Regions from separate parts of the Homo sapiens genome. Here region 2 is linked to region 1. A link is an interaction called in ENCODE POLR2A ChIA-PET data of the cell type or tissue named here. Cell type or tissue: GM12878. All regions are shown on one strand. Each heading gives the region's core, and the rest is flanking DNA. Links, peaks and the distances in the headings are about the cores only.

Region 1 (9,199 bases), core at 545-8,544:
CTGTTCTGGGATTTGTCGTGGCAGGGTATGTGTCTTAGTCCATTTTTTACTGCTGTAACATTCTAACACAGACTGGGTAATTTACAAACAATAAAGATTTATTTCTCACAGTTCTGGAGGCTGGGAAGTCCAAGACCAAGGTGCTGGCAGGTTCAGTGTCTGGTGAGGGCCTGGTCCCTTAAGCCCTTTTATGAGGGCCCTAATCCTATCCGTGAGGGCACTGCCCTTATGACTTGATTACTTCCTGAAGGCCTCACCTCTCAACACTATCACATTGGTAATTATGTTTCAACATATGAATTTGGGGGGACATATTCAGACGCTAGCAATATGTAATGTAATTTTTTTCTTCCGATAATACTTTCTTTGGCTAATTTGTGGCTAGCATGCTTTCCATTGGGATGTTGGTACTAGCCAACTGGGCTGTCTACTGAAATGAGTTTGTCCCAGGTTTCTGGGTAGGAAACTGTCTCCTTAAAAGTGACTTTTAGGGGCCAGGCATCATGGCTCATGCTTGTAATCCCAGCAATTTGGGAGGCCAGGAGTTCAAGACCAGCCTGGTCAACGTAGCAAGACCCCATCTCTGCAAAAAATAAAAAATAAGTAAATTACCCTGGCGTGGTGGTACATGCCTCTGTCCCAGCTACTCAGGAAGCTAAGGTGGGAGGATCACTGGCCTGGGAGGTCATGGCTGCAGTGAGCTGTGATCATGCCACTGCACTCCAGCCTGGGAGACAGAGTGAGACCTTGTCTCCAAAACAAAACAAAACAAAACAATACAAAAAGTGACTTAGATGTGTGCCCCTCACTAAGTAATATTCATCATACTGATGACACAGTGCTTGGGAGAAAATCCACCGTGCATGTTTAAAACTCCGTTTTAATGCTATGAGGGTAAAATGTGTGTCGTGCAAGAAGATAAGCCACTTAATTTGGTATCCAAAGCAATAGCTGCCTCCCACCCACATTTGACTAATGTTAGTTTCATTGCTTGGTGCTGTTATCTTTTGTCGCTATGAGTTTCTGAATCAGAGAGACAAGAGGGCAGTGAATGCCACATCACCCAGCCCTCCTCTTTGCACTTAGGGAGCAGTCTGGGTGATGGATTCTGAACCATCCTGCACAGAGAGTTCCCAAAGGTGTCAGTGGGGATTTGTAAGCAGGAAGAAGTTCCTAATATTTAAGGGAGAATTCTGCCGTGCAGATCTGAGAGCCCAGCCCACAGCTCAGAGTGAACAATTTTTAACTTTTAACTTTTCCAGAACATGAAGACTTACCCTCCTAGGTTTCAAAGAATATCTACCAGTAATATTTTGCTGGAGAACCATGTCTTATAAAAGATCCAGTAATTTTGGTGAGAGATCTCCAAGGCAGGTGAGGGAGGTAAGGGGTTCATGGGGCTATTTCCCCAGCACTACTAGTAACTTAATAAAATATCAGCTGCTGTTTGACAACAAACAGAGACACACTATAAAACCACAACTGTTCCTTTCAGACTGTATTAATAGAAAAAATCTGGTAAACAAGAAAGATCAGTACAAGAATGTTCCACCAAGTAGATCCAATTTCTCAAAGGAAATGTTAATCCCTACGCATGAAAGGCTTTCACATTAAAAAAAAAAAGTGAGTCATCATTGTATCACTGATTATTTTAAGCAGTTTTATAGAGGTTAACGGGTGTCGGAGTCAAGTAAGTCATTTCTTTTTTTTCCCCTTCAAATATTTGTAAGGAGTATTACAGATATATTCTTAAAAAAAATTAAAGTATGTTTAAAGATTTCTATGTGCCCCTCTCCAATTTCATTCCACTCTTTTCACCCTAAAATAAACTATATTATGTCTTAGTTTCAAGTATGCTTTCTACTTGCTATATATGTAGCATCAATAAATGAAGTACAGAACTGCCTCTGCATACGTTAAATTTTTAAAAAATGGTAACTACTGCTAATAATTCGTGTCTTCTTATAGAAATGTCTACAAATATACAAGCATACATATCTATTTTACATGAAATAAGCTTCTATGTATCTACACCTTGTGTTGTTCTCTTACTGTATCTTAGATAACTTTTTATATTCACACAGATCTACCTCATTTGTTTTAATAGCTGTACATTTCATGTTAGAGGTACCTTAATTTGTTACCCCAACTTCCTATTGATGGGCATTTAATTGTTTACTTTCCCCTATTGCAATCATTTCTTTGTTACAAATATTGCTGAAGATGTTTCCATGTACTCATAAAAGTATATATATATATATACATATATATATATATATATATACATATATATATATATATATATATATGTATATATATGAACTAAATTACTAGAAATGGAGCTGCCAGGTCAAAGGATTTGTTCAGTTTATATTTTTAAAGACATAATTGCTCTTCAAAAAGTTTGACTGTCTATTATATTCTCGGTATTATCAAATGACTTAACATTAGACAAGCATTGGTGAAAAATGGCATTTTAATTAGCATTTCTTTAATTTTATATAAGATAAAAACTCTTTTCATTGTTTATTGGCCCTTTTATTCCCTTTGAACTGCATATTCAAAGCCTTTTCTCATTTTTAAAAAAGATTGAACCCCTTTTATAAAGACTAACGGGTGTTGGAGTCAAATGAGTCTTCCTTTTTTTTATTCTTTTTTTTTTCCTCTAAATATTTTTAAAGAATATTACAGATATATTCTTAATGAAATAAAACATTAAAATATATTTAAAGATTCATTTATGCCCCTTTTTCAAATTGCTATATAAGGGCCTTTATATATTAGGGAAATTAACTCCATTCTCCTATGAATTGCAATTATCTTTTACCACTTCATTTTCTTTTAACTTATGGCATTTTTAATGCAAAATTTATGTAGTACATTTGTCAATCTTCTTTATGATTTCTGGGTTGTATCTTATTCAAGAAAGTATCTCCTCAGGCCAAGAATATCTCCTTCTAGTACTTTCATGGTTTCATTATGTTGTACTTACATCATTATTCATCTGGGATTAATATTCATGTAAGAAACAAAATAGGAATCTAACTTTTTTTTTCATTGCAGTAAGTCCTCACAGCATTTACTGAATAATCTTTCTTACCCTGCTTAGAAATGCTGCTTTTATCATTTCTATTTTATCCTCTATTCTGAGCCAGTGATCTTCTGAGTCATCTTGCAATATCACAAACTCTTTTAAATTTCTGTAGTTTAATAATATGGTTTAATATCTAATATGGCTAGTTTCTTCAGATTTACTTTTTTTTAGAGAGTAGCTACTAGCCGGCTCTGGTATACCACCAAATAAAGTATTGTTGTTGTGCTATGAAAAACATTCTTAGGCCATGCTAGGAACACAAAGCAGAGAATAGTCAATTCCATTTGAGGAAGATAGTAGAGGAAGCTTTATAGAGAGACTTTCAGGTGTTTGAAGGTTTTCTTTAAAGACATGGAATGTAACCCTCTTTTGTAGCACATGAGGCCTTCCATTTTTGTTCCATTCTTGGACCAGATAGTTGAGAAGTCTGTATTTAGAAGAAGTACAAGCTTCGTATCGTCAATGGCAAGATGAAGAACAAAGATCCCAGGTGATCCTAACGTGCTGCAAGGGATAGAACCAGAGACTCCTCTGCTGAAAAGCCTTAGCTGGCTCCTCATCTTTAAGTTACAAGACTGTAGAATTTGTTTGTCTTAAGTTTCTTTCTTACTCTAGCCTGAGTCTTTGCCACTCAAAGATTTTGTGTTGAACAATTACAGAACCAAACTGGGGCATTGCTAATAAATTTGCCTCACAAAACTGGGGAATCCCAGTCTTTGGGAAAAAAAATTATCTGATAGGAATGTTGTGTGGAAGCCAGGAAGATTGGATTAGAAGATATTAGAGTTCTTCCACTTTTCAGTAAGCTGATGGTGCTATGAAGAGTCTGGTTGGAGTCATTTTTCAGTCTTTCAGAAGGAGCATTGTTGAATCCCTGTAATGTCCTGTGGGTAGTGTTTGATGTAAGGGAGATTCTGTCTTGGCTGAGATGTAAGCCCATGTGGCCCTCTGGAAAGAAAAGAGGTTGGGGACGTGTGACTCGGGCTGTGGCCAACCTCCTTCACACCTCCTCTGTCTCTCACAGGTACCAGCACCCTCCCTGGTTCAGGCAGGGAATGAGGAATAGGTTTGTGTGAGATGGGAGACCTCCAAGAGCTATTGTGGGATCATTTGTTGAGCGGCCAAAATGAAATGTATTTCTCTTCCCAAGACATGTGCATTGCCTTCGCTAGCTTCTTTTTGAAGCAGGCATATTCCCTTTTTTGTTTACACCGTAAGCACTCAATAAATAGTATGCCTCGGTAGTCATAATAATCCGTGGTTGCTTCCAGAAACAAGCCAAACTCATGAGTAAAACCAGCATTAGTGGACGCCAAACAACTGTCGCATTTCAGACACCTCAGAGCCAGCTTGGTAGCCAATGATCTTTCAGTGCGAGCTGGCTCCTTGGTGTTACTGGAGGAGAAGCAACTGCATTCCCAGAGGCATGGGGCTGCCCCAGACAGCTGTGTTTGCTGAACTGTTTCATGTCACTTCTCTATTTAGTCCAGAAATAGAGATCTGAGAAAAGAAAAAAACCAAAACAATGGCAAGGTCTAAATGTAAATGTAATACGGCAATGACAATGGCTTGTTGGCTTAGATCATGGGAATGCTTCATAGTGTCCAGGCCCTAGGCAGGAAAGGGAGGCTAAGCCAAGATTTGAGGGTCCCCATTTCTAAATCGAGGTCTTCAAAGGCCTAGATTAGTTTAACATGTAAATTCTTCACTCTACCCTTGCTCAACTGGAGAGTCTATGTCTGGGCTTCTGACAAGGAGGAGAGGCTAGAGAAGAAAGAACAATGGGTACTGAAATGGCCCAATAGAGTATTTGTCTCAGATGTCTTTAGAGAAGGAAACAAAGGTCGTCTAACTTGGTGATGTGGTGCAGTGTTAAGGAACCTGGAGTGTGTCTGGAGAAGAGCCTCCTAACTCTGGTTCTATGTTGGCCATAACATTTTCTCTCTAAGCCCAGTTTATCTCAGTTTGCTCATCTGTGTAATAGGAAGATAAGACTTCATAATATGATAATTTTCTAATTTTCTAACCTCTGATTCTAAGAGCTTCAATACTCTGCAAAGTTAAGCAGAGACCAAAAACTACCCCGGAGACCCAGACTTCATCCACAAATAGGGCTTATAAAATTTTTTTAATGTCTTCTGTAAAGTCTATACAATAATTTTATCACTCTCCACATCTCCATATTCCTTTAAGATTAGCTAACAGCACCTTGGACTAGTTCTACTCCAAAGAGGGTTAGAGAGACAGTACAGTTTTGTGATATTATTCGTAGGAGCCGAGGGAGTTTGACAAACCGAAATATTACCCAAACCTTACAGCTCTGCTTATCAAGCTCTTGCTTATCACCGCCATTGACAACAAAACCAAATATGTATGGCATATTCACAAAAAGGGGTGAGCTTACTGTGACAGGAACTTTGTTAAAAAACAAAATTGGTCCTGGGCCTGACAAGCTCATCCTATCATTTTGGAGGTAAATTTTCTTTCTTTCTTTTCTTTTTTTTTTTTTTTTTCTTTTTTGAGAGGCAGTCTTGTTCCTTCACCCAGGCTGAAGTACAGTGGCACCATCTCAGCTCACTACAACCTCCGCCTCCTGGGTCCAAGTGATTCTCCTGCCTCAGCCTCCCAAGTAGCTGGGATTACAGGCGGATGCCACCATGCCCGGCTAATTTTTGTATTTTTAGTAGAGATGGAGTTTCACCCTGGTGGCCAGGCTGGTCTCAAACTCCTGACCTCAAGTGGTCTGCCCACCTCATCCTCCCAAAGTGCTGGGATTACAGGTGTGAGCCACTGCACCTGACATTAGAGGTAAATTTTTAACAACAAGGTAAAATGCAAGGAGTGGCATCTCCTGGAAAATGAGGTCATGATGCTCTGTGGAGGAGGAGGGTCCTGATAGGAGCCTGGAAGGAGGAAGCCGCTGGCAGCGAAGAGAAGCCAGAGGCATGCCAAGCCAGGACAACACGATGAGCAGGACACCGAAGTGCCGTGTCAGAAGACAACAAGTACATGAGCATCTTTGTAGGGCAGGACAGATGAGAGCGAGCAGACGGCAGGTTCAGCTGGAAGGGGGTTCAAGATTTGGCAGACATCCCTAGTTGCCTATCCCAATATCTTCTCTTCCTCCTTAATCACCCAACCTTGATTTTTAGCTGAGCTTCTTAATGCTCAGAATTAAAGATAACACTTTCCACCCTCCTTTGCAATTAAGTGTGGCACATGGCTGGCTCTAAACAATGAGATATAGGCAGAAATATTCTGGGGGACTCTGGGAAGATGCATATCCATTTCCTCCTTTCTTCCTGCTACATGGACTGCAGATGGGGTGGCTGGAGTTCCAGCAGCCGTCTTGTGCTAGGAGGTGATTTGAGAATGGCATATGTTGAAGTTTATAGAGAAGAAAAGAAAGAGCCTGGGTTATTAATAATGCCTTGAAGTAGCCTGAGACTGCTTATCTCCACACTTGTTTTATATGAGAGAGAATTTTAAATTTTAAGATACAGTTATTTAGTATTTTTCTGTCATATGTATCCAGATTGTGGTAGGCCTAGAATTTTAGAATAAATTACTTTAATTCTTTAGAGACTAAAAAATGCTACAATTTAAAAATTAATATATCAGTTATATTTTGGGCAACTATTATATGTCAGACATTGTGGCAGATGTTGGAGGAATGTTCAGCTAATTTTCTGAAGGCCACAATACAGAGATGCTTTTGTGGTTCATTTAAATATGAGTTTATGTTTGGCTGTCAATGAGAACTCACATATATTTCTCATCTCTCTTTCCCTGTGATATATTTATAAAGCACATCAGTATAGGTAGTGTACTTGAATGGCACTGTCAGAACATCCTCTAAACCCCGGAGTTAAAATTGATGTCCTGCTTTCAGAAATAGCCAGGTAAATCCTTTCACTGGTCTAAAACTCTAAAATGAGCTTCCTCTATCTAGTAAGTCATCCATTTTACTTTGGCTCATCACATGCTATTAGAAAGACAGTCTTTCACTGCCCAAGAGCACCTAGAATATACCAAGTTGATGAGAGTGTTTGGCTGAGTGGGGAGTTGGGGGTTGGACCATTTTAAAGGGAAACAATATCTCTAATGCTCAGTTAAAAAAATACACAGGGAGCAACTCTATACAACTCCCCTTCTATTCCCTCCCCCACACTCACCCTCAGCTCTGAATCAAAGGTAGGGTTGTTCCCCAAGCTGGTTTTCTTTTTTTCATCAGGGTATTACTCTGTTGCCCAGGCTGAAGTGCAGTGGCATGATCATACCTCACTGCAACCTCGACCCCCTGGACTTAAGCAATCCTCCTATCTCAGTACCCGCAAGTAGCTGGGACTATAGGAACATGTCACCCACACTCAGTTAATTTTTTAAAATTTTTTCTAGAGACGGGGTCTTGCCATATTGGTCAGGCTGGCTTCAAATTCTTGGGCACAAGGTATCCTCCTGCCTCAGCCTCCCAAAGTGCTGGGATTACACGGGTGAGTCACTGTGCCCAGCCTTCAAGGCTGATTTTCTAGCAAGCTCTCAGGTGAGGCCAATGCTGCAGGTCTATCGACCACACTTTGGGTAGCAAGAGTAGGCAATGTCACCTGTCTCAGAAGTGTTTTATCTTAGTATCATGCACCCTGTGCCAGCCTGGATGACATCCCAGGCACAACAAGAAAAACATTGATGAACCTGACATGTTTGTGCTATTCTAATGCTACGAGTGGCAAATCCAGAATAGAGACCTGGTTGTATTCATAAGTACTGTACTCTCTTTACAGTAGTAATTTCTAATAAGGATGATGCTGATGATGTTAATAATAACGGTAGCTAACCTCTTTTTTTAGTATTTATTGTGTGTCTGATAGTGTAAGTGCATTCCATGCATTATTTAATTTAATGCTACCAGTAACTCTGTACAGTAGGCACTAGTCTAACCTCCACATTTCACATGAGGAAACTGAGGCTCAGAGAAGCTAAGCAGCTTTCCCAGGGTCACATGGCAGGCTCACAAGTGTAATGGCAAATATTTCTCTGCTCCTTGAAGAGGATTAGCAAGTCCTCCTTATTGCTCCCAGACAGTTGAGTGAGGGTGCTGAGCAGAGAGTTTTAGTCAATGGAAGGATTTACCTGGCTGTTTCTGAAAGCAGGACATCAATTTTAACTCCTTGGGTTTTGAAGACGTTTTGACAGTTTCCTCCAAGTATACTCCCTATAGTAATATACTTTTAAAATATATCACAGGGAGAGGGAGATGAGAAATATCTGTAAGTTATCACTGACAGCCAAACACAAACTCCCTGCTTACAAGTTTGTCTTCTTTCTTAAAACTTCAAAGTGAATACCTCTGGGATATGGGGACAAAAGTTGTCCTCAGGAACCATGAGTCATAGTGACTTTAGGAAATGATGATTTGACACCAGACAGCAGTAAGTGAACTATTTCAAGATGTCTCAGAGTCTTAGTGTTGGAAGGATCCTGGAGGCTGAAGTCCCCTCAGCGTTTCTACTCAGGGGCTGTGCATTCATGTTCCATACCCTTTGAGCCACAGCAGCCACTGCCGTGCCAGACAGGCTGCTGCTTTTTCAGGCAGCTCTAGTTGTTAGGAAGTCTTTCTCTGTATTAACTTCCCTGGAACTCTCTTAAGCCTCATTCTGCCCTGTGGAGGCCCTCAGATTCTGTCTCATCTGTCCTCTGTATGACACTAACATATGCCTGTTTCCAAGTTCCAACTCTAAGGTTGCCTACTTCTGACCTAAAATAAAACTGTGAGGGGTGTTCGTGTGTGTCCTCTGGTGCTTGAACATTGAACATGCATGTTTATGCCCACACTTGCTAAGTGCTAGCTGGGCTCATTGATTTTTCTTTTCTTTTTTGTTTTTTAGAGATGGGGGTCTCACCTGCCATGTTGCCCATGCTGGACTCCAACTCCTGGGTTCAAGTGATCCTCCTGCGTCAGCCTCCTGAGTAGCTGGGGGAACTATATGTGCAAGTTTGTTCATTTTAAAGGTGGCTTTGCCCAGTAATCTCTAGCTGGGAGCATCCACTGACCCTAGGAGCTAATGCACAGGGGAGGATGAGAGGTACTCCTGGGAGGGTGAGTGC
Region 2 (9,199 bases), core at 497-8,496, 91 kb before region 1:
CCCTCAAGAATGAAGAATCTGATGTTCTTCCTCAATCCTGAGGCCCAGAAAAAGGGAATTTATTTAATTGTAACAGCAGAGATTTGTCTCGAATCAAGTAGAATTGTCGCATCCATTACTGTACACATACTACTGAAGTTGGTTTTAATAGAAATTGAATGCAAATTTCAATCTCAAGTATTCATGGGGTCTGATGACATGGCAGAGGGTCTGGAGGAAGAGCCCAGCAGTAGCAAAAGTAATAGCTGAAGAGAGAGACTTAGCCCTGGAGAAATCTGATATATTTCTCCAGCAGGAGAAAGATAGGTAGATATTAAAGGGGTGAGGGGTGAGAGAATGGACTTGATTTCAAATATTAAGAGGCCAGGCAGCAGAATGAACAATAAGGAGTTCCTTGGTTGAGTGTATGTGGAGACTTTGATAAGAAAGAAATTCGCTGGTAGCGTCACACTGACTCTGACATGTCTTCTTCGTGGGGAATATCGTTAGGTTTTGAGCTATAACATCATGCTGCATTATGTTTTACCAATTGATACAAGGAGAGAAAAAAACAAATAGTCTTTAATTGAAACCAGCCAAGAGAACAATGACAAGGAAGGCTTTAGCACAGTGACACGGCATAAACAATATGTTCTAATGGAAACCTACTCTGTGTTTCATGGGCTATGAATGCAGTACGTTAGACAAAATAGGAGAAAGTCCTATTATTTTTCAGAAAGTACAAAGAAGGGATCTGTTGGCTACGAGGCTTTCTTCTTTAATCTGCTTTTCAGATCTTAGTAGAAAATAATTCAACAAATTGGATGAAAGTCCAACAGTTTGACTATTGCAGAATCATAAACTTGGGATTTTTTTGATACCTTAGAAATTATTTGAGTCAGTTTAGAGCTACTTATTATACAATTTTATTGCTGTAGCTGCTATTGTGGGGCCTAACTGTAATACATGTAAGAAAAACAGAATACTAGGCTGGGCGCAGTGGCTCATGCCTATAATCCCAGCACTTTGGGAGGCCCAGGTGGGCAGATCACCTGAGGTCGGGAGTTCGAGACCAGCCTGACCAACATGGAGAAACCTCATCTCTAATAAAAATACAAAATTAGCCAGGCGTGGTGGCGCGTGCCTGTAATTCCAGCCACTCGGGAGGCTGAGGCAGGAAAATCACTTGAACCTGGGAGGCAGAGGTTGCGGTGAGCCAAGATCATGCCATTGCACTCCAGCCTGGGCAATAGGAGCAAAACTCTGTCTCAATAAAAAAAAAAAAAAAGAAAGAAAGAAAGAAAAAGAAAAACACAATACTAAACAGTTCCTGAGCGCCCTCTGTATTTTTGAATATCTACATGAAGCAATGATTCCTGTGCTGACGACGACACAGTGGATACACAATGGGCATGGAGCTTCTCTCTTCATTTCACACCACAAATATTAATTGGGGATTACCCATTTGGATGAGGTTTGTTCAGCTGGCTGAATCTACCATTCACAGGCTGAACAGCCAGCAGTCAAACCAGTTGCAGTTTGTTGACCTATGCCAATCATTTCAAATCCCCCAAAAAGTTGTTACTTTAGGCTTTTGACAACTGGATCAGATCAACTCTGTGACATTTATTGGACAATTTGTAACTGATAATGATCATGGCCAAAAATCTTAGATGAACATCGTGTAACCTACACAGATAGGATCTCAAGCTAAAGGATGCTTTTAGCCTAAGAACACATAAAGGGAAAAAAAGGGCTTGAGAAAGAATTTGAAAGAAAAGAAGCTAAACATACAACTTAGGGAGACTCAAAGCGATAGTATTTATTAATAAAAAGAAATGGGAACAATTGGTGCTGTCACAAGGCAACCAAGCCATATAAGAATGAAGATAATTTCTAATTGCAGTCAACAAATGGAAAAAGAACAGCAGCAACTTCCGTTTCGTAATCAATTTCATTCTCCTATGCATTCTTCCTACTGTTTTCTATTCAAATGCAGACTCATAAACAGCCACTCAAACACCAGTAATAATTAATTGAACACTTGAGTGTCAAACTTGAATATTTAAATTAGTAGGTTTTGAGTACAGTGTATCTGACCTGATTCTCTCACCCACATTTCACGGACTCTGGGAATGAGAGGGGTCATGGTAGACTGCCCACTTTTGAGAGTAGGACATAAGGAAACTATCTCCTTCGAGTCTTTAAATCTCCAATAATTGTTTGCCTTGTGTACATTATATATGTGTTTATTAACAGAGGACACTATGAATAATTATTTAAGAATGCGCTTTTATATATAACCTTATTTGCTCTTAATGGCAACCCCATGAGATAGTTATGGCAAAGCTACTATTGCCATTTTATTGATTAGGATACTGAGGTCAAAAGATGGAATGACTCATGCAACTACCAAGACAAAGATCCAGGAAGATACTCGGGTCTCCTGTGCCTTTCCATTCTCCTGAAAGTGCACTGTTGCATTCTTCGGAACACTCTTCCCTACTAATACCAGAAGTTTTCAAAAATTATTATACTGTCTGGGCTGCATATTGGATGTAGCAAGGATAGAATATAGACAGATCTTACAGCTGTTACGTTACCAGCGTGGAAATACAAATTATTTTTTGATGAATCTGTCATAACTGAAAGTAATATCTTTCCACAGAAAATCACAGAAAACTAATACAACTCACGATGGATTGCAGCAGTTAGGATGAATTCTAAAGTGGAAATAAGCAACAATTGGGGTTCAGATTTACTATATTTAGGGAATGATGTTTGCTAGTTTTCAGGAACATTCGCTGCTACATCCAGTCTGCTGGGGAACTAAACTCCTATTAGTCTTTTACCTACTGGCCAGCAAGTCACAGAAAGTTTTCCAAGGGAACTTTTTAGAGATGTATACCAAACAAGGTACATGGGAATGCTGAAACTAGGGGGACTAGCTGAGACTAGGGGGTCTCAGCATAGCAAGAAAAGAAGTAGAAAGGATACCACTTTAAGTTAAAAAAAGTATATAAGCTAGATAGTATTCAGTTGTGAATGTGATTGCTTTTCTGGAGAGCCTTTTATAAAAAAGAATTTTGGGTTTGGTGTCTGGTTTTGATAATAATAAGCATCTATGCACAGAAAAGGGAAACTCCTATTTTGTCTTACTGAAGGTTTTCTAGGGCTGTGCATGTCTTCTTCTGAGCTCTGTTTTATGCATGTGTATTTTTATTAATCAATAACTTGTATTAGCAAACTAACTTGTATTAGCAAATAAAATGAGAAAACGTGCCCTTTATTGTCTGCATCTTTCCCTGTATTGGAACACATGAAAAGGTTTTTTTCTGAATTTTTTCAAACTTTGGTCGTGTTTGAAAATAGCTTTGTAAAAGTACTTTTATAACTCAGAAAAAAAAAGTGTGAATCTGATGATAATCCCTTCAGATTTGAAGAACCAAGAGTCTCTTGTTTGTATAGAACTAGAAAATTTTATTTTCACTAAAGGAGACTGGAATTCAACTTTCTGGGTTGTTGGGCCCTCCAAACATCATTAGTCCAAAAATCATTGGTCTAGAAAGTTGAATTCTGTCCCTAAACCCACCGACTTGTCTCTCGTCATATATTTGGATTGCTCTGAAACATGCCTGTATGTTTCTATCCAGCAGCTCCATTCTTAAATAAACCAGAAACCCAAAAACACAAAAATAAACACACATCGCTGAGCATGGTGGCTCACACCTGTAATCCCAGTGCTTTGGAAGGCTGAGGTGGGTAGATCACCTGAGGTCAGGAGTTTGAGACCAGCCTGGCCAATGTGGTGAAACCTCATCTGTAGTAAAAATACAAAAATTAGCCATGTGTGGTGGCACATGCTTGCAATCCCAGCTACTTGGGAGGCTGAGGTGGGAGGATCGCTTGAAACTGGGAGGTGGAGGTTGCAGTGAGTTAAGATTGCACCACTGCACTCCAGCCTGGGTGACAGAGCGAGACTCCGACTCAAAAAAATTAAATTAAAAAAAAAAAACCACACAAACCCTATTCTGGAGAGGAAAGGAGCTGCCTATGAGACTTCATGCCTGAAAGCTGCAGTGGCCAACTGGAGTAATAGAAAGTCAGGTGTGGGTTTACTCTACCTCAACTTGATTTAAATTCTCACTATCTCAGAGCAAGGCGAAGACTTGACTGTGCATCCATGCTTGACCACTTGACTCATAGCTTGAGATTCGGGCTTGTAGAACACTGAACTGTAAGAGAATGGTGGAGTCAGGTGACTTGGCACTGGCCCGATACCCAGGGGCTAGTTTAGACCTGAGCTGTAACTAACCATGTGCAGCTTTCTGTGTGTGTCTCAGTTTCCCTCTTGGTAAGATGAAAAAGTTGTTACACCAGTGTTTTCCAGTGTCTTTTAGCAGTTGAACAGCTTTTTATAGTGAAATCATATATAAAGCCCCAATGCAGAAAACAGAAATGCAGACATGTTTACCTGGCACTGAGGATAGTGAAGCTGGAGCCCACTGAACCTCCCTTTAGTCCTCAGAACAGTCCCTGAGGTGTATCTGCAAAAACTCTTGGTTTCTGCGGGAGACAATTTTGAAGATGCATCAAATAATGAAAAGGGTCTAACAGTTCTAAAATTTTAAGAATTGAAAACTTCCTGACAACCCACAGCATATAAACATAATGACACAGGCAAGCAGTGCTTTGCTTAAAATGGCACCAGAACTTTTGCACAGACTGTTGTTTTAAAGAATGATTTCCAACCATCTGAGGAAAGGACTATTTTAAATTCTCTCCAAGGCTTTAGGTCACTGAAATCAGGTACAGTCTCCTGACATAGCTGGCAGTGTTGTCCCCAGACAGGTATGAAATGACATATGTTTCAGTAATTGATAATTCTACCCTCCTTCCTGCTTCAATCCCCAAAGAGTTTGAAAACAGAAGAGAATGGGTGTACTAACTGAGTATAAAAGGGGAGGGGTGCTACTTTCCTTGTCTCCTTTCTGGGAACCATGCTGTGAAGATGAGAATGGAGAAAGGCCCATGGTGACAGTAACTGGCCTAAAGAGGCAAGCTTTGAATTCTACTGGTAGATAATTGGAAGTTGAGCAATCTCAGTTTAAAATAGTCTTTAAATTCTAAGTTGCAGATATTCTCATTTGATAAATCATATGCAAATAGATGCCCCTCTGCATTTATTTGCAATGTCTTTGCTTTATTCTTCAGTTTTTTTTTTTTTTTTGAGACAGGGTCTCACCCTGTCTCCCAGGCTGGAGTGCAGTGGCGTGATCTCGGCTCACTGCGGCCTCTGCCCCCTGGGCTCAGATGACCTCCCCCACCTCAGCCTCCCAAGTAGCTGGAACTACAGGCATGTGCCACTGTGCCTGGCTAGTTTTTGTATTTTAGTAGAGACGGAGGTTCACCTTGTTGGCCAGGCTGGTCTTGAACTCCTGACCTCAAATGATCCACCCATGTCGGCCTCCCAAAGTGCTGGGATTACAGGCATGAGCCACCATGCCAGGCCCTGCTTTATTCTTCTCTTGCATGACCGAAGGATACTTTCTAACGTAGAAAATCCTGGCACAATACTCACATTACTTTCAACTAGAGTGCCTTATGACTGCCCACCGTATGCATTCAAAGTCTTATGCAAATATGCTGAAGAATCTTATGCATGCAGAAAAAATAAAACCATTTTTTCACATTCTTATAAATGAAGTATCCCTTTGGGCCTGTGGAGAATCACGTGTGTATCACAAAAGAATGCAGCTTAGCCACAGACTGGTAGATTGTCTTTGATAATCAAAATGAAGAGGGTTTCCCAGCTTTGACTGGCATCATTAAATGCCAGAGCAAAGCATTTGTAGTTCCTGAAGGTCTTGTTCAAGAGCAAATCAACTATGAATTGTGGCAAATTGTATTGCTACTTCCTAGAAAGAGCATGGTTTATTTATATGTCTTGATTCCTTCCTGGTGTGGTGTATATTATAAAGGGAATTCAGCAAGGCAGGCCATAATGGAGGAAGAACATTTTTACTGGAGTAGGTTTTTTTGTGTGTGAAACAGTTTAAACCTTCCTCCATTCTGCTCTGCTTGCATTCTGATACTAGCCAGAGCCTGTTTAAAATACTTGTGGCCAATGTTTGTTATACTGTGGTTCCCCTGTAGCATGTAAATTGGTTATTAAGTACTGTGGTTATAAATCACTTGGAGAGCCCCATAACATTTTTACTGGCTTGTTCTGTTCTGTGTTCCTATTCATAGGATTTCAATAACGAGAGTGACAGCTGACATTTCTCTTGCTAAGAGGTCTGTCCTAAATAATCCCAGCAAGAGAGCAATAATTGAACGTTCGAACACCCGGTCCAGCTTAGGTAAGATGTTCAAATGTGGTACTTCTTCAAGCTGTGCTTACAGACCGGGCTGACACATGGTGCATTTGTGAATGTCTTTTTCAATTTGTTCCCCATTCTGAACGGGGGAGCACTGAGTACCTAAAAAGAATGCTAGCTATGGACAAGAAGGCAGCAGAGTCTTGCAGTAGCGAGAGCTTGCTGTCTCTCAGCTTTAGTCAATTAGCTAATTAGTAGTCTGGTGGAAAGAATCCTCAATGGGCTCTCCTAGTCTTTTCCTGCCTAACTACATGAAACCAGTCATCTCCACTTTGCTCAGCTTCTCAACAAGGCTAATGATATCTGTCATACCTGAGTCACAGCTGACATAAAAGGAAACGAGGTGTTCAGCCTTCTGAGATCTTTAGAAGAAAAGCTAGATAACGGTGTTCTTGGTGTTGTGAATGGCAATGACCATTAGTAACATGCAGGGACTTTAAACATGTCTTTCCTGGGGTACCAGTTGGAAAGCATCCTAAAATTCCCCATGATGGAGAAGAATAAAGGCTGTAAGTGAGTAGCTCCGTCAAGCCATAGGTGAGCAGGGCTGTGGAGGATGGATCATAACCCACAGAAGCGAGTCCATAGTGCTGGTGAATTACATCGTTCATCTGGAAAGCCTGTTCATGGTCTCCACGATTGCCAAGGGTGGTGTAGTCCACTCATGACTTCCTAGGATTCTCTTTACATTCATATTCTGAGGGCAACTTGTTTTAACTAGGAAGGATAAATAGGGCTCTTCCATGCCTTACATTTTTTAAACTGTTGAAATTAGCTCTATAGATAATAGAAAAATAAAATTAAGATTTCCAAGACAGAGTGCATGCCCTAACATCACATTAAGAACCCACTGACCTTGAGCCAAAGATCGTGCAATTTGTAAAGAAGGTACAAAATATTATCTGTGTGTTCCTGACATGGGATTGGCATGTGATAATTGCTAATAAATGTGGGATGGTTGCTTTGTGAAGGATTACTAAACATACCAAATAGAGTAGTGGTCAGTGCTTGTGAGGGGAAGATCCCAGCGATTAGTGGTCCCTTCTTTTGTCTTGTATTTAGAGCCTTCCACATGCAGAGGGAAACATGCTCAAAGGCACAGTATTTTGACCTTGAAGAGGTACAATGGCAGTGTTGATGGTGAATCCTATTAGGTAATGACTAAAGTTAAATATCATGGGTGACAGGGACATTAAGTTAGGTTGAAGTTTCTCAAACAAACATCAATTCTCTGCTCTCCTGTTTTCTACCCATTTTGTAACTCCTTATAGTGTCTTTGGCTTTTAAGTACTCCTTCTAATGTATGGTGAGAGGCTAAAAGATAATTAAAAGCTTAAGCCAGGTTGTCTGACTCCTTTAACCATTGACACCTGCCAAGGGCTTCATGTGTATTCACTGAAGTCATTCCTTACAATCCATTCACCTGCTGTCAGAGTCAGTGGGGTGGATGGGGGGCATGTTAGTGTAAACAAGAAGAAACAAAGTATATCTCACCTCATGGTTTTTACCTTTACTCTGTAAAGTCATAAACCCACAACCATTGGAATTAATTTCATGGCAATCTATTAATTTTATAATAACCACAATGTGATCCATTTGTGTGCTTGTTAATGCACATTTGTAGATTCCTTCATCAAATGTTTATTGAACACTTGTTATGTGCCATGCATTGTGCTAGACTTAGGAAATAAAGACATAACCCACACACAGTATCTTACCCATGGGCAAAGAGACAGAAGAGACAGATGGTTAGAATACCTGTGACAGTGGAATTATGAACAAGGAACTAGGGGTATAAAGAAGAGTAGGGGTTAAGAGATGTGTGAGAAGACTTCTCAGAAGTTATATTTGAGCTGGTTCTTCAAGGCAGGCAGGAATGTACAAAGACATTGACATGTAAACAAAAATATGTTGTTGAGAAACAAGTAGATTTGTGTATAGCATGCTTAGAACAGGGAAGTTGGTGGTGTGATTTGAGAGGAACAGAAGAGATTGAAAAAGATTGAGGCCAATGTGTTGGGGTTCTAATGCACCTTGCTAAAGAGAACTCCAAAATAGATCCCATGCAATGTTAATTTTACAACATAGTAACAGTTGTTACATTCAGAATGTTTTCCATTGTCAAATAAATTTGGAAATGATGAATTAAACTGACAGGTTTCTTCTCTGCAAGACTTAGAGCCTTGAAGATATGAAGGATAATGCATGTTTGAAATTCTAAAGAGAAGCTATTATAGTATTCAATATAACCCTTACACAAAACCCCCTTCTTCCCATAGGATATCTTATGAGATTATTGTTCCAGAGTACTCACTTTGGGAAATGTTGCTTTGGACCCTGGGGAGCCATTGAAGTGTTTTAAGCATGGGAGAAATATGAACAGGTTTGAGTATAAGGGATATAATTTGTGACAGGGATCCTGGAGAGAGGTGGGCCCAAATCATCATGGTCAGTTTATAGAAGTGTTCATCGAGGTCCTCCAGCATCATAGTCCATGACTCCCCAGGGCTCCATTTGACTGGAATAGGATTATGAGGAAAACTTATTTGGAACCCCTCTGAGAATCAGTCCAGGTAGCCAAGATTTTTTGATTTGGTTGAGATCTTTTTCTTTAAAAAACAAAAAAAGAGCTATATAGATAAATATGCCTCACAGATAAAATATATTTATTACATTCTGTATACATATTATCCAAACATTGGGCTCACCCCAGTATTTAATGTGGCCTTCTCCAGCATCCCTGCTGGCTTGTTCTGCCCAAGCACCTCTCTTCCTCTGCCCAAGTGCCTGTTGCCTAAGAGTTTTGTGTTGGTTAAGCAGTAGGTATGGCTGCCCTTGCT

Evidence for each region. ChIA-PET counts read pairs that join two places held together with the same protein. Peaks named below come from ENCODE experiments on the same cell type or tissue, not always from the same donor. Only the 100,000 strongest peaks of a DNase experiment are listed, where the experiment ranks them.
Region 2: POLR2A ChIA-PET joins it to region 1 with 5 read pairs; 2 of 35 experiments call an interaction of 5 or more read pairs at or near these places.

Annotation. Positions count from the first base shown.
Region 1 is chr2:151,767,034-151,776,232 of GRCh38, reverse strand. No RefSeq gene overlaps it. Among named protein-coding and RNA genes, the nearest start is that of NEB, 37 kb to the right of the region's middle. RefSeq lists enhancers at 4,052-4,231, 3,960-4,960 and a silencer at 9,157-9,199. In GM12878, for the core only: no CTCF peak of the experiment used is centred there; a DNase peak (open chromatin) is centred at 4,502; H3K27ac peaks cover 1,110 bases.
Region 2 is chr2:151,857,853-151,867,051 of GRCh38, reverse strand. It overlaps CACNB4 (calcium voltage-gated channel auxiliary subunit beta 4), which reads left to right. Exons shown (of 14, transcript NM_000726.5): 10 at 6,232-6,341. Among named protein-coding and RNA genes, the nearest start is that of ARL5A, 34 kb to the right of the region's middle. In GM12878, for the core only: no CTCF peak of the experiment used is centred there; a DNase peak (open chromatin) is centred at 4,151; H3K27me3 peaks cover 120 bases.